Regions from separate parts of the Homo sapiens genome. Here region 2 is linked to region 1. Evidence: chromatin contacts called from ENCODE Hi-C or POLR2A ChIA-PET data. All regions are on one chromosome and are shown on one strand. Each heading gives the region's core, a stretch centred on a gene start or an enhancer-like site at or near the end of the contact. The rest is flanking DNA. Distances are from core to core; before and after follow the strand shown.

What was found. A loop is a pair of places that touch in the nucleus more often than their neighbours do. ChIA-PET counts read pairs that join two places held with the same protein, here RNA polymerase II (POLR2A).
Region 2: a map with no recorded cell type shows a loop between it and region 1 (2.6-fold over the local background). The contact joins two enhancer-like sites. A Hi-C loop is called at or near these places in 1 of 37 single-sample maps with no recorded cell type. POLR2A ChIA-PET finds 5 or more read pairs at or near these places in 1 of 52 experiments (CD4-positive, alpha-beta T cell).

The regions. Positions count from the first base shown.
Region 1 is chr13:97,191,510-97,197,612 of GRCh38, forward strand. It overlaps a transcript of MBNL2 not described here. Among named protein-coding and RNA genes, the nearest start is that of LINC00456, 15 kb to the left of the region's middle. Within about 2 kb of position 3,187, at least 3 of the 41 ENCODE cell types and tissues checked have a DNase peak (open chromatin) inside an H3K27ac peak, as active enhancers do.
Region 2 is chr13:97,335,667-97,341,769 of GRCh38, forward strand. All of the region lies in intron 3 of MBNL2 (muscleblind like splicing regulator 2), which reads left to right. Among named protein-coding and RNA genes, the nearest start is that of RAP2A, 95 kb to the right of the region's middle. Within about 2 kb of position 3,750, at least 18 of the 41 ENCODE cell types and tissues checked have a DNase peak (open chromatin) inside an H3K27ac peak, as active enhancers do.

The DNA.
Region 1 (6,103 bases), core at 1,937-4,436:
GTCCTGCGGCAGTTGTGTGAGGTTATTAACACAAGCTACACAGAAACACATGTTATCCACGTTAGGCCAGCCTCTCCATGCCTATTTGATGGAAGTGCAGGCAAAATGTAAGAAGAATAACTCTGCTGTGTTTTGGATTAAAAGGATTTTTGTGGACTAGCATGATTATTTATTTACTGTACCTATAGGCAAATGTATTCATGAATGGTAGCTCAAAATGTTGCAAGTAGACATCAGCTGTTTTCAGAACAGCTCAGAGAGATGCCACCCTGCCAATGAGAAGAAGCTTAGGAAGGGGGAGCCCTCTGCAGCTGCTCCGGGTACTTGGCACATGGCCAGAAGGGATCCCACACCCTGCATCTGCCATGGCCTCTCAAAGAAAGAGAAGAAAATGTTTCACCCATGCATCGAACATGCCTCTATACAGGACAGTCATAATTTGGGTGTTTATAGGTCAGGGATGACTGTGATGCATTTCCTAACTTTTATTCTCTGCTGTAGCTATGTAAGATGGGGAGTCTTTAGCTATATGCCCTAAAACACAGAAATAACCTGACCCCAGGCCTGTTACTGTGGCAGCTTGGTTGGCCTTTAGAGGTTAACATTCAAATCCTCAAAAGGAAGAAACTCGTATGAGAGAATAACATCTTCAGATACTGAAGCAGAAAGAATATTAAAGCATATGGATTCAGAAAAAAAGAGAGGAAAAAATCTTCATTGTTCACGCTTTCCCAAAAATGTACCAGCTATTTAATTTAGATCAGATCTGACCCCACCCCTACGTTTCTGTGTTATCTTCGCTATTAGAATAGATATGACCCTGGGCTGGAACTGGTCTGTCACTAGAGGAGATAAGATCAGACCTGGTCCACCTGGCAGGTGTCAAATGCAAACAGTCAGAGGCAGAAGTGAGAGTGAAGAATTTGGAATTGAAGGCTGGGCTAACACCAGAGCTTAAGAAAATAATTAATACTCCAAGGGTGAAACCAGTTGGAAAGCAGAGGAAATTGAACTCCTCAATATAGACAGAGGGTGCCCAAGAATTATTGAACCTGAACAGCCTCGTGGGTGCCCAGCTGAGCTGCCCTATTTCCTGTCCATGGTTTGGCAATCAGGAAACCCATGATCCTGAGAAAAGGCTGAAAAGAGCCTTTAGACACCAAAGATTAGAATTAGCCAAGGACCTGACCTGTAGAGATTCTGACTTAGGGTGGGCCCAGGAACCTGTGGCCACAGTTCGAAAAACATAGTATTAGCTTTCACTCTCAAACAAGCAGCTCAGCTGCAATGCCTCTAAAGGTGTAAGTTATGATAAAAAGGAAGTGAAGTCAAGGTGTGTATGGATGTCCAGTATCCAATAGTTTCACCCGAAGGCTGAAACAAACCCAGGAAGCCAGCGGGTGAAAAATAGACGTTAGTTTACAATTCTGGGCTTTAGTCCCAAGACAATTCAATCAAGAGAGACCCGGCAGCTATTTTGATGTGATAGCTTTGTCCAAGCTGCTGTCCACTTCCCACCCAAGTCTAAAGAACCCTGACATTTTTTTAGCTCAGTGGTTACATGGAGGACAAGAGCTGTTTTGAAAGAAGGCTGCAGTTGGGTGCCTGGTGCAAAGGGTCAGACTTAATGTAGGTTGTCAGGAGGAAGTCAGAAGTGAAGAAAAGAGAAACCCAGCAGGTGAGAAAGGAACAGCAGTTCCGCTCTCCCCAGCGGACCAATGCATTCTCTGAAACACTTTCCATCCTAGACATTCCAGCCTGGGGGCAAAGATACCCTCTTTTAGTTGGATTTTGGTTCTGCCAAGTTGATGGGGCCCAAGGGCCCTACGACAGTTGAGGGCGAGATGTGGCAAGAGTGGAAAAGCAGAACACTGAAAAGTATGTTTGGTAGACACTGGGCTGGACTTGGCTTCCACTGAGATTAAAGTTGACAAATGGGGAGGATGTATTATACAATGTATGGGTTAAGAGCACAAATCCTGCAGCTGAACTGAGTTTGCAAATCTTGGCTTAGGTAAACATGAGCAAAATATTTGAACCTCAATTATTTTATCAGTAAAATGTAGATAACTATAGTTTCTACCTTTGGGATTTTGTGGGGATTAAACGTGATAATCAAGGTAAAGTGACTCTGGCTACTAGGTGGAGAATGGATTGCAGGTAGGCAAGAGTGGGAGTGGAGAGATCAGCATGTGGCAGTTGTCTGGAAAGGAAACCACAGTGGCTGAGACTTTAGTGGTGGTAGGAGAGACGTCAAGAAGCGGGTAGCCAGAGTCAGGCCATGTCATCACACTGCTTACTGCCCTTAACTGTCTTTCTCGAGCATCTTCAATGAACCTCACAGCCTTCCAAGGGCAGACTCCTGATCACACCTCCCACATCATTTTGGGTCACTTTCTTCTCTCTCGCTATGCTCCAGCCTCCCTGGTCTTTTAGTTTCTGCAACAGGTCAAACTCCTCTCCCATCTCAGGGCATAATGTTACTTGGAACATCCTTCCACAACATTCTTCACTCGACTTTGTGTATGAATGGATATTTCTCAGCTTTCAGATCTTTCTTTCAATGATACCTTCTTAAAGAGGTCTTCTCTGAACATACCACTCAAAGTCTTCCCATCATGCACAATTCTCAATGCCAGCATCATAATTCCATCATAGCACTAATAACAAATTGTACTTACTTTACTCATCAAATTGTTTTACTTTCAGTGTCTGCCCCATTGCATTCCTTTTAGAATATAAGTTCCACAAGGAGAGGGATCCTTTCCATTTGGTTCACCTTTATATCTTCAATGCCTACCACTGTACCTGGTACATAGGTGGGCTCCTTAAATACTTGTTAAGTGGCCAAATGAATTAAACTTATTAAAAATGTCAGTGATCTCCAGAAAATACATAGCACAAGTCAAACCCTTTGGCAAACAAGACCCCTGCCCACCCATTCAGCCCCTTTTCTCATACACAAACATCTCTTTGTATAATCCTGGAACTGTCAGAGGCATTCCGACCATAGCAACTTCGTCTTGAATAAGGGCAGGGTAAAATGAGGGTGAGACCGACTGGGCTGCATTCCCGGGAGGTTAGACATTCTTAGTTACAGGATGAGATAGGTCAGCAGGGCTGGTATCACAAGATACAGGACATAAAGACCCTGTTGATAAAACAGGATGTGGTAAAGAAGCTGGCCAAAACCCAACAAACTCAAGATGGTGACAAAAGTGACCTCTGGTTGCCTTCACTGCTTATTATATGCTAATTGTAATGCATTAACATGCTAAAAGATGCTCCCACCAGCGCCATGACCATTTACAAATTCCATGGCAATGCCCGGAAGTTAACTTATGTGGTCTAAAAGGGAGAGGAACTCTCATTTCTGGGAAATCCCTGCTCTTTTCCCAGAAAACTCATCAATAATCTACCCCTTGTTTAGCATATCATCAAAAAGTAACCATAAAAATAGCCAATCAGCAGCCCTCAGGTTTGCTCTGCCTATGGAGTGGCCATTCTTTTTTTTCTTTGCTTCTCTAATAAAGTTGCTCGCACTTTATTCTATGAACTCGCCTCGAATTCTTTCTTGTGTGAGATCCAAGAACCCTCTCTTGGGGTCTGGATTGGGACCCCTTTCTGGTAACACAAATGCAGCCATATCAATCTGGAGGCGACCTCTCGATGGAACATCGTCGTCTCAGGACACTACTTTTTACCTGGAATCTTCTGCCTGTGCCTTGTTCTCGAGAACTCAGGCATCATCTCATTTGTGATTTCAGTTGTCCCCCAGCCCACCCCAAGGGTGCCAACTCATACCTTCATGCTCCTCATATTCACTCTACTGTGGCATGGCCCCCTATTTAGAACATTTGTCTCTCCCAACCCTGCTCTCCTGTAGACTGTGTGTGCCTCAAGGACATATTATTTGTCACTGTTATCACCAGAATCTAGTACCTTACATAGCACAAAATTGGTGCTCAGAAAAAAAATTGTCTAATAAATTCAAAAATGAATAAATATGCTTGTTTGTAAGGCTCTTAGAATAACTGTCTTTGACTGCTCATTTTTAGTCTTGCTGCAATCAGTATGTTGATAATTTTAGGCTAGAAATTCAATATGGCATATAGGGTGAATTAACATGATCTAAGCCATGGTACTAAAATTATACATAATAGCATAATTATAATACCTGGTATCAGATAATTAGATGTGATAAGTGACTTTAAAAGGTTTTAGGTGCATTTTCACTAATGGTTGATTCTTGGTAATTCTGGACATTTTTAATATTGCCAATTGACATGTAACATGGTGAGGATCCATTTTAATTACGAGAGCCTCATATTCTACAGCATGTTGTTTTTTTCTCTAATGGTACAGCAAGTGTTGCTGTATACATGTACTACACTGGACAACATCAGTAAAAGGTAACTGAAGAATAATCTCCAAGGACTGCTATAGTCCCAGCAAGACAAGTGTGTATAAGTGCTGCATTCGTTTTAGCCTAAGGAACATTAGTTTTCAAATAATTTCAACCTTAATCTTACCCTTGCCGTGTCTCATATCAATTCCATAAAACAATAAGAAATATAATCTAATCTACCCTTTTGTGCCCTCCAAGGTTGAAGCTCTGCCCCTCTGGTATCCTCTGTGGGCAAGGTAGAAAACCGTAAAGGCTGAGAAATTACTGTTGAGAGACTCATGGATCCAACTGATATAGGAAATGCACATCTTTGCATACAGCCTATAATTCACCAACAATTTCTGCAGAGAAGTATTAAGATTGCACTACATTTGAAGTATCCTGGAAGGTATTCTAGGGATTCTAAGGCTATACAGTTCCTGCCCTTCCCCTTTTTGTTGCCATTTTAAAATTATTTAGCACTCCTTTGTCATTCAAAGAAGCAGAATTCAATTTAAATGGTTCAGAAAATTTTGAGGAACAGACGGCTATTTAGAGGTGTAGGCATAGTAAAGTGAACCTACAGGCGGTATTAAGGCACCCAGAGATTAGCAACAGCAGCAAGCCATTATCACCTTTAGGTCTGGAGGGGACTAGAGGGGAAGTGTTACTGGAGCCATGGAGGAGGGAGCCCAGGACAACACCTATAGCTATGGAGGTCATAGTGGCTTCTAGAAACGATGCTCAAAATGAGGAAGAAAAATGTCTTCCTCCTGAGTGTCCGGGTGATGAATCCTGGGTGTCCATAGGGGATCAATTTCTGGGCACAGAAAGGTGGTGTGAAGGAGAGACAAAGAATAACCAGAACATTTCCACAATTCTCATTACTGTGGTATTCCTTACACACTTTCTCCTTAACTGTCCTCATTTCCAAGGTATCTTTTGCCACCATATGGTTCTGAAGATCCCTCTTTGAGGACCAGCAGCCTAGAAAGATGCAATTTAAATTGAATGTCCCTTTAATGTCCCTTTTGTGATCTTTGTTATTCAGATTGTTTACATAGACCAAGGGTCACCAATTACTTTGCCCCTAGAGCTAGATTCTGGAATGCCAGGAAATTGCTTTCAGTGATACTGCAAATTAAAAAGCAGAGTCACAGAACCTCAAAAGACATTGATTATTCAGCCTGCTACTTGACTGGGAGGTCAGATGCCTCCCATATTAACTCTCCTATCTGTAAACTCAGCTCATTGTTTTTCTCTAGTTGAAGTAACAAATGCACTTTATTTCTTAGGTAGATACATTGTCTTGATATTGTGTTTCTATTTTTATTAAAAAATTATTGTCCTTTGCAGGCACGATTATTCTGCCTTATACCCCCTACACTTTTACTAAATCAGAAGAAAAAAGAATGACTTCCTAATCTCTGCAATAGATTCATATTTTTGTGAGACTATCTATTACACATCTTTGGTTAAAAATGATTTCTGGTTCCTAGTTATTGAGTTTCTATGTATATTCCATTAACATGTCAAACTCAGTTTAATGTTTATTCATTTTCCTGGAACAGTATTGATAATCTCTCAAAGTTCTCTGCTATAACCAGTTTTCTTTTCATTTGCCTTAGAGATGGTTTTTCATTTGTTCAAGCAGTTTTTGATTAGCTATTTTTTCTCTAGCCAGTTTTGCTCATTTTTGGTGCTTTCTTTCTCTTA
Region 2 (6,103 bases), core at 2,500-4,999, 140 kb after region 1:
AGTAAGATTCAAGCACAGGAAATGACGAGACTGGACAAGGAAAGCCTGCCTGGAGGAAGTCTCAAATAAGCCTCTTGTAAAGGGTGAGTAAGAATTCGCCCAGATTAAGGACTAGACGCAGATAGAGTTCTGAATATATTTAATCCCCAAAATAGGCATTTAAGTGGTTCTGTTTAAACTACACACATGTATAATTTATGGTTCTCTCTTTATTGATGCTCACATATAAACTATTTTATTAAATTACCTAAATGCTAAAATAATTTAGTTATACATATTAAATAATGTCTATAGCAATAAATTTAGAGCCAGCAAAGTCAACATAATACCACCACATTATGTGTCTCACTTATTTGACTCATACACATCCTATCTATTTAGAATTAATAAAGACTGACCCTGGTACTCACTGGTGGCCGTGTTAACGAGAGAATCCCATCCCTGCTGTTAACTATTAGTTGAACTTTTTTTGAAAGTTATGGTTATTATTGTCTCAAATATTAATTAGAAGCTCATAATCACCATTTCTCTATGAAAAATGAATATTACACTTAAATATTTTAATAGAGGTTTTTAAATCACTGGAAGTATTAGAATAAAAACTGTGACATGTTTAAAAATTACCAACTCTACAAACAAATTAATTCAGTCTCAGAAATGAATTAGTGACCTAGTAGAGTATACGTGGCTGAATAATGGCTCTCGGAGGTACCTGGAACCTATAAATGTCACCTTATAAGGAATCAGGGGCTTGACAGATGGGATTAAATTAAGAATCTTGAGATGGGGAGACCCTCCTGGATTGAATGCAGTTGCAAGCGTCCTTATAAGAGACGCTCATATAAGAGAGAGGGAGAGTTAGCACTGACAGAAGAGGAGCAAGGCAGTGTGACCACAGAGGCAGATTGGATTGATGTGGCCACAGCAGAGGAATGCCAGCAACCACCAGAAGATGGAAGAGTCAAGAAATGGATTCTCCCCTAGAGCCTCTGGAGGGAGGGCAGTCCTACCAACACCTTGATTTTGGCCCAGTGAAACCGATTTGGAACTTCTGGCCTCCAGGACTATAAAGGGATAAATGTGTGTTATTCTAAGCCAATGGGTTTATAGTAATTTATAGCTGTTTACAGCAGTTACCGGAAACTAATAGATGCAAAAACTGCATAAGACAAGTCAATTGATAAAGAGAGTCAAGTATCATTCCATTTTAGGTCTCATAAACTAAACTTCTTTACAGTACTGTGGATATTTCTTCATTCCCTCCTTCTTCTGTCCACTCCTGAACCCATTCCCCTGCAGTCTCTCACCAGTGTCCTCCATATTACCAAACCAACGGTCACTTTTTGCCTTTATTGTTGCTGTGGTCTGAATGTTTGTGTCCCACCAAAATTCACGTTGAGTCCTAACCTCTAAGGGCCTATGGGGAGGCGACTAGATCCTGAGGGTGGAGCCCTCATGAATGGAATCAGTGCCCTTATAAGAAAAGACATGGGAGAGACCCCTCACCCTCCTGCCATGTGCGGACACAGCAAGAAGGCACTGTCTATGAACCAGGGAGCTGGTCCTCATCAGACATCAAATCTGCGGGCACCTTGATTTGGGGGGTTCCAGCTTCCAAAACTGTGAGAAATTCAATTCAGTTGTTTGTAAGCCACCCAGCTTATGATATTTTATTATAAGCAGCCAGAATGGACTAAGACAATTTCTTCTACCTCTCAGCGGTGCTCAAGTCATGTGATGAATCTCTCCTTTGTTAAACACTCCTTCCTCCGTCTCCTTTGCCCACCATTTTCCTCTTCCATATGTTGAGGTTCCAAGAGCTGGATATTTCTTTCCATCTGTCCTCTCCCTTGTGGTCTCATCCATTCCTGTGTCTGTCAATCATCTATAGACTGAGGACCCCCAAAAGTATGCATCCAGCCCAACCTCTCCTCTGAGCCCCAGGCTCACATATCCACCTTTCTACTGGCCTCACCTTTAAATTTCTTAAAGGAACTTGACCCGTTCAAAATCAAATTCTTCCCATTTTAATAAATGGTACTATCAACTGGCAATCGAAAACCAAAACCTAGCAGACTCTTTCCTGAAATCACTGGAAGTATTAGAATAAAAATTGTGACATGTTTAAAAATTATCAACTCTAGAAACAAATTAATTCAGTCTCAGAAATGAATCAGTGACCTAGTAGAGTATAGGTGGCTCACTGACATCCAGTTCAACAGCAAGTCCTGTCATATCTGCCCTGAACCCCATCCACTCCCCTGTTTCTCAGCTCCCTCATCTAAGCCACCATCAACCTTTTATCAAAATATCATAAAAGCATTTACTTCCTAATCTATCAATATCCACTCTTGCTTTACTCCATTATATCCCACAGACAACAACCAGAGGAATCTTTTTAAAACATAAATAGCATCCTGTCACTCCCTTATGTGCCCCTCCATGCTTTTCCATCTTACTGGGACAAAGCCGAAACTCTGACCTTGATCATGACCTATGGCTTCTGTGATCTGGTCACGACCCTGCCTACATTGCTGGGTGAACACACACAGCTCGTGTGTGTCCCAGCCTCTGCCTCTGCTGGCCTGTCCATGTCTTAGTGCTTTTCACACATTAACTCACCTCATTCATAAGGACTCCAGGTCCACCCCTGTAACCCACATGCAACCCCCAGCATTCTCTACCAGCGAGCCCTCCTCCTTCTTTGCTTATCCATACAAATGAACTGTAATTTTGTTTGTTTTCTTCTTTCTCATTAGGGCTTCAGTTCAATCAATGTACACAGTGTTCTGGCACCATGTCTGCACCAATAAATATTTATTAAGGGAATGAAAATTCAAGCCTTTCTCTCCCCTGACAACCCTTCTGTCTCAAATTCACAGTGTTTGAAAAGTCCCCTTCATTTATTCCTCCTAGCAGCTTTTCTCTCCCCAATTCCTGATAGAATAGGACAGGAATTCTTCCCTCCTTCCCTTCCCAGAGCGCGCACCGCCTTCATATGTGCACTCAAGATAAAGAAGCAAGTGTGAGCGACCTTTAGGAGGATGGAGGTGGAAGAACCACGAGGGACAAGTCTTGCATGAGTCTTGTGCCCTCCGGAGCTGCTTCTGGCAGTAGAGGGAGGAGGCTTAGGAGACGCCGTGTGTCAGCCTTTTAGCGTGAGTGCCAGGCACGTACCCTTTAAAGCAGACGCATTCTAAACGAGTGGGACGACGGCATTCTCGCCTACTGACTGCACTTTTGAGCCATGAAATACCTCGGGCCACTTGGCCATTACCCTTGGCTAAGCCCCCTTGCTGCTACAAAATAGCAAAGAATGTGCATGTTTGCGTGAGAGTGTGTTGAGTACGTAAGTATGAATGTGTAGTTAGTGTATATGTGCAAGTGTGTATATGTGTGCATGCAGGTGTGTAGTGAGTGTATATATGTGTGCTAGTGTGTATATGAGTGTGTTGTGTGTGAGTGTACGTGTGTTGAGTGTATGGGAGTGTGCTGTGAATGTGTATGAGTATGTATTGTGTATATGAGTGTGTTGTGTGTGTGAGTGTATGGGAGTGTGTTGTGAATGTGTATGAGTATGTGTTGTGTATATGAGTGTGTTGTGTGTGTGAGTGTGTGTGGGTGTGTTTGTCATCTTTGAACCTGGACCTGATGTCCTGGGAGGGAAAGCAGGGCATGGAAGACTGCGGAGAGGAACACGGGAAGGTGGAGTAGAGAACAGGGGCAGGAAATCGCAAGACCAGCATTTCAGAAGCGATTTTCTTCAAGAAGGCTTCCCGCGAATCTTGTCCTCTGGCCTTTTTAGCTGTGGCTTTGAGCTGAGAGATGACGTGGACCAAATGGATCCTGTCTCAGACAGCCTGGCAACAGCACTTCTGCAGAAACTGTAGGGCTAATTCTCCCAAGCTGTAGTTGGTGCGCTTCCAGGAACAGAATCATTGGAAGGTGCTGCCCTTCTCTTTTCTCAGCCGCCAGCTGAGAACCAAACTCAGACACCGGGATCCGTTGTTGGCCGAGATTCTACCTCGGGAGTTTAATTTGAATTCAGGATCTGAGAACCACTTTTCCAAGGCAGCAGGCCCCACACCTCACACCTCCTGTCTGTAGAAGGCCCAGGCTGGCTGTGGGTCGTGTTCCTGTGCAACTCTCCACCAAACGCTCTCTGCATTCTCTCCAGAAACATACGGGCAACTGATTTGTGTGTGGGCGGGGGGGGCGTTGTTTTTCCTCTTTTGTTTTAAGAAATAACCAACAAAATCTAGTAATCGCAGAAGAGTGGACATGGCCTCAGACTAGGAGCCAGGAGTCCCGGGTGTTCTGCCTTGACTTTGCCTTGCAGCATTGACCTTGGGTTATCCATTTAGTGGCTCTCCTCTAAATTGTTTTCACCTGGAAGGCTGAGCAATTCTTGCTGCCGCACTTGCTTCTCATGGATTTGAGAAGATTAAAGAAGACAAGTGTGAGAATGCCTTGAGAACTACCAGAACCTTTCACAGATGTAAAGCATTATTATCCACAATAATATTAACACGGAGTGAGCCTCTCTGCAAATCACCGTAACTGTATTTTTTAACTAATCAACTTCAATGAAAAACATGCTACATCAAAAAGGAACATATCCAACTGCGTCTGTCTTCGTAAGGCCTATGAACTTGCAACTTTCAGTTTCACGTGACAGAAAATATTTTTTTCAGTCCACATTTCAAAAGGAAAGGGAAATTTGTTGCTATATTTTTACTCACTTTTATACCCTTACTATACTGCTATGCTCATTACATCCCTGTTGCAGAACTGTTAGATAATTTGAGGCCAAAAAAACCTTGATGGACATTGATTTTTACAGTATTAATGAGAGCTGCTTTTTACTGAGTTCTGACCATGGGAAATGGGAGTGCAATAGCGCCTTGTTCTGCCCAACCCTTTCAGCTAAGTAGTTTCACTTACTCATTGCAGATAAGAAAATTAAAGCCCAGGGAGGTTAATTTCCTCCCCAGGTTAATGAGTAGTAAGTGTCAGAGTGCTAGGTTTGAATTCAGGCCTCTCTGAGTCTAAAATCTATGGTTTTACTTTAAAATATTACTATTTCTCTGTGAACTGTGTTATTGCCATCATCAATAAAACATACTGGGACATTGATTTTAGACTATGAAATCAGATGAACAAGTGACATATATTTTTGAAGACAAAAGTTACCTAATTGGAATAGATTTGTCGATATCCAAAATGGTTTTGGGAAATGAGTTTTGAGGTTCTCAATCCTATCGACAAAGCAAAGTACAACCCGTATTTATGGTACCACACTAACCCTAGCTTCAAATGATCTAGCATCAAATGATCTGTGGGCTGGGAGGGTTGAGAATTTGCTTCCAGAGAAAATAAAAATGGCAGTATGGGGGAGGGCTCTTTTATCTAAATGTTTACGTTGATAGTCTCTGGGTTAAATTACACATTTAGTGCAAGTTTTTTAATACTATTTTTACTCCTCACATATGACAATGCTCCCCAAATTTGGCCATGCATCAGATCATTTAGTAAAATTTCTAAAATTCAAGTATCAAGGTCTCAGCCTAGATCTACTGGGTCAGAATTTAATCACTATTTGTAAAATCTCCCCCAGGCATTTCTGACAGAGCTAGTCCACTGAATCACTGATGTGCTGTGATTTATGACCTTTCAGAATTGATTCTTTTTAAAAATCCTAACATTACATAGTCCGTAAACCATTTAAATCACTTGGCTTTTTCTCCAGTAGTACTAAATTATAAAAGCTACAGTTACTGAAAATCATAACTTTCTATAATTATGACTCAGTGAGTAACATACACATATAAACATTTGTTGACAGTAGAGGAAGAAAAAAATTCTAACTGCCATCTATTTCCCACATTCAGACCTCATATTGCAACTTTCTCCCAAAGTGGATTTTACGTCTGAGCCATAGAGATCTAACAGCATCTTGTGGGAGTACTGAGCCAGGACCCCTCTAAGACCATTAGAACCACCCCTTCTAGCCACTTTGAAAATAGGCTTTCCTGCCTGTCTGATAACTGCCTGCACAAACTATCAATAATTTACTCTTTTCTATAATGACTTTTCATAAGAG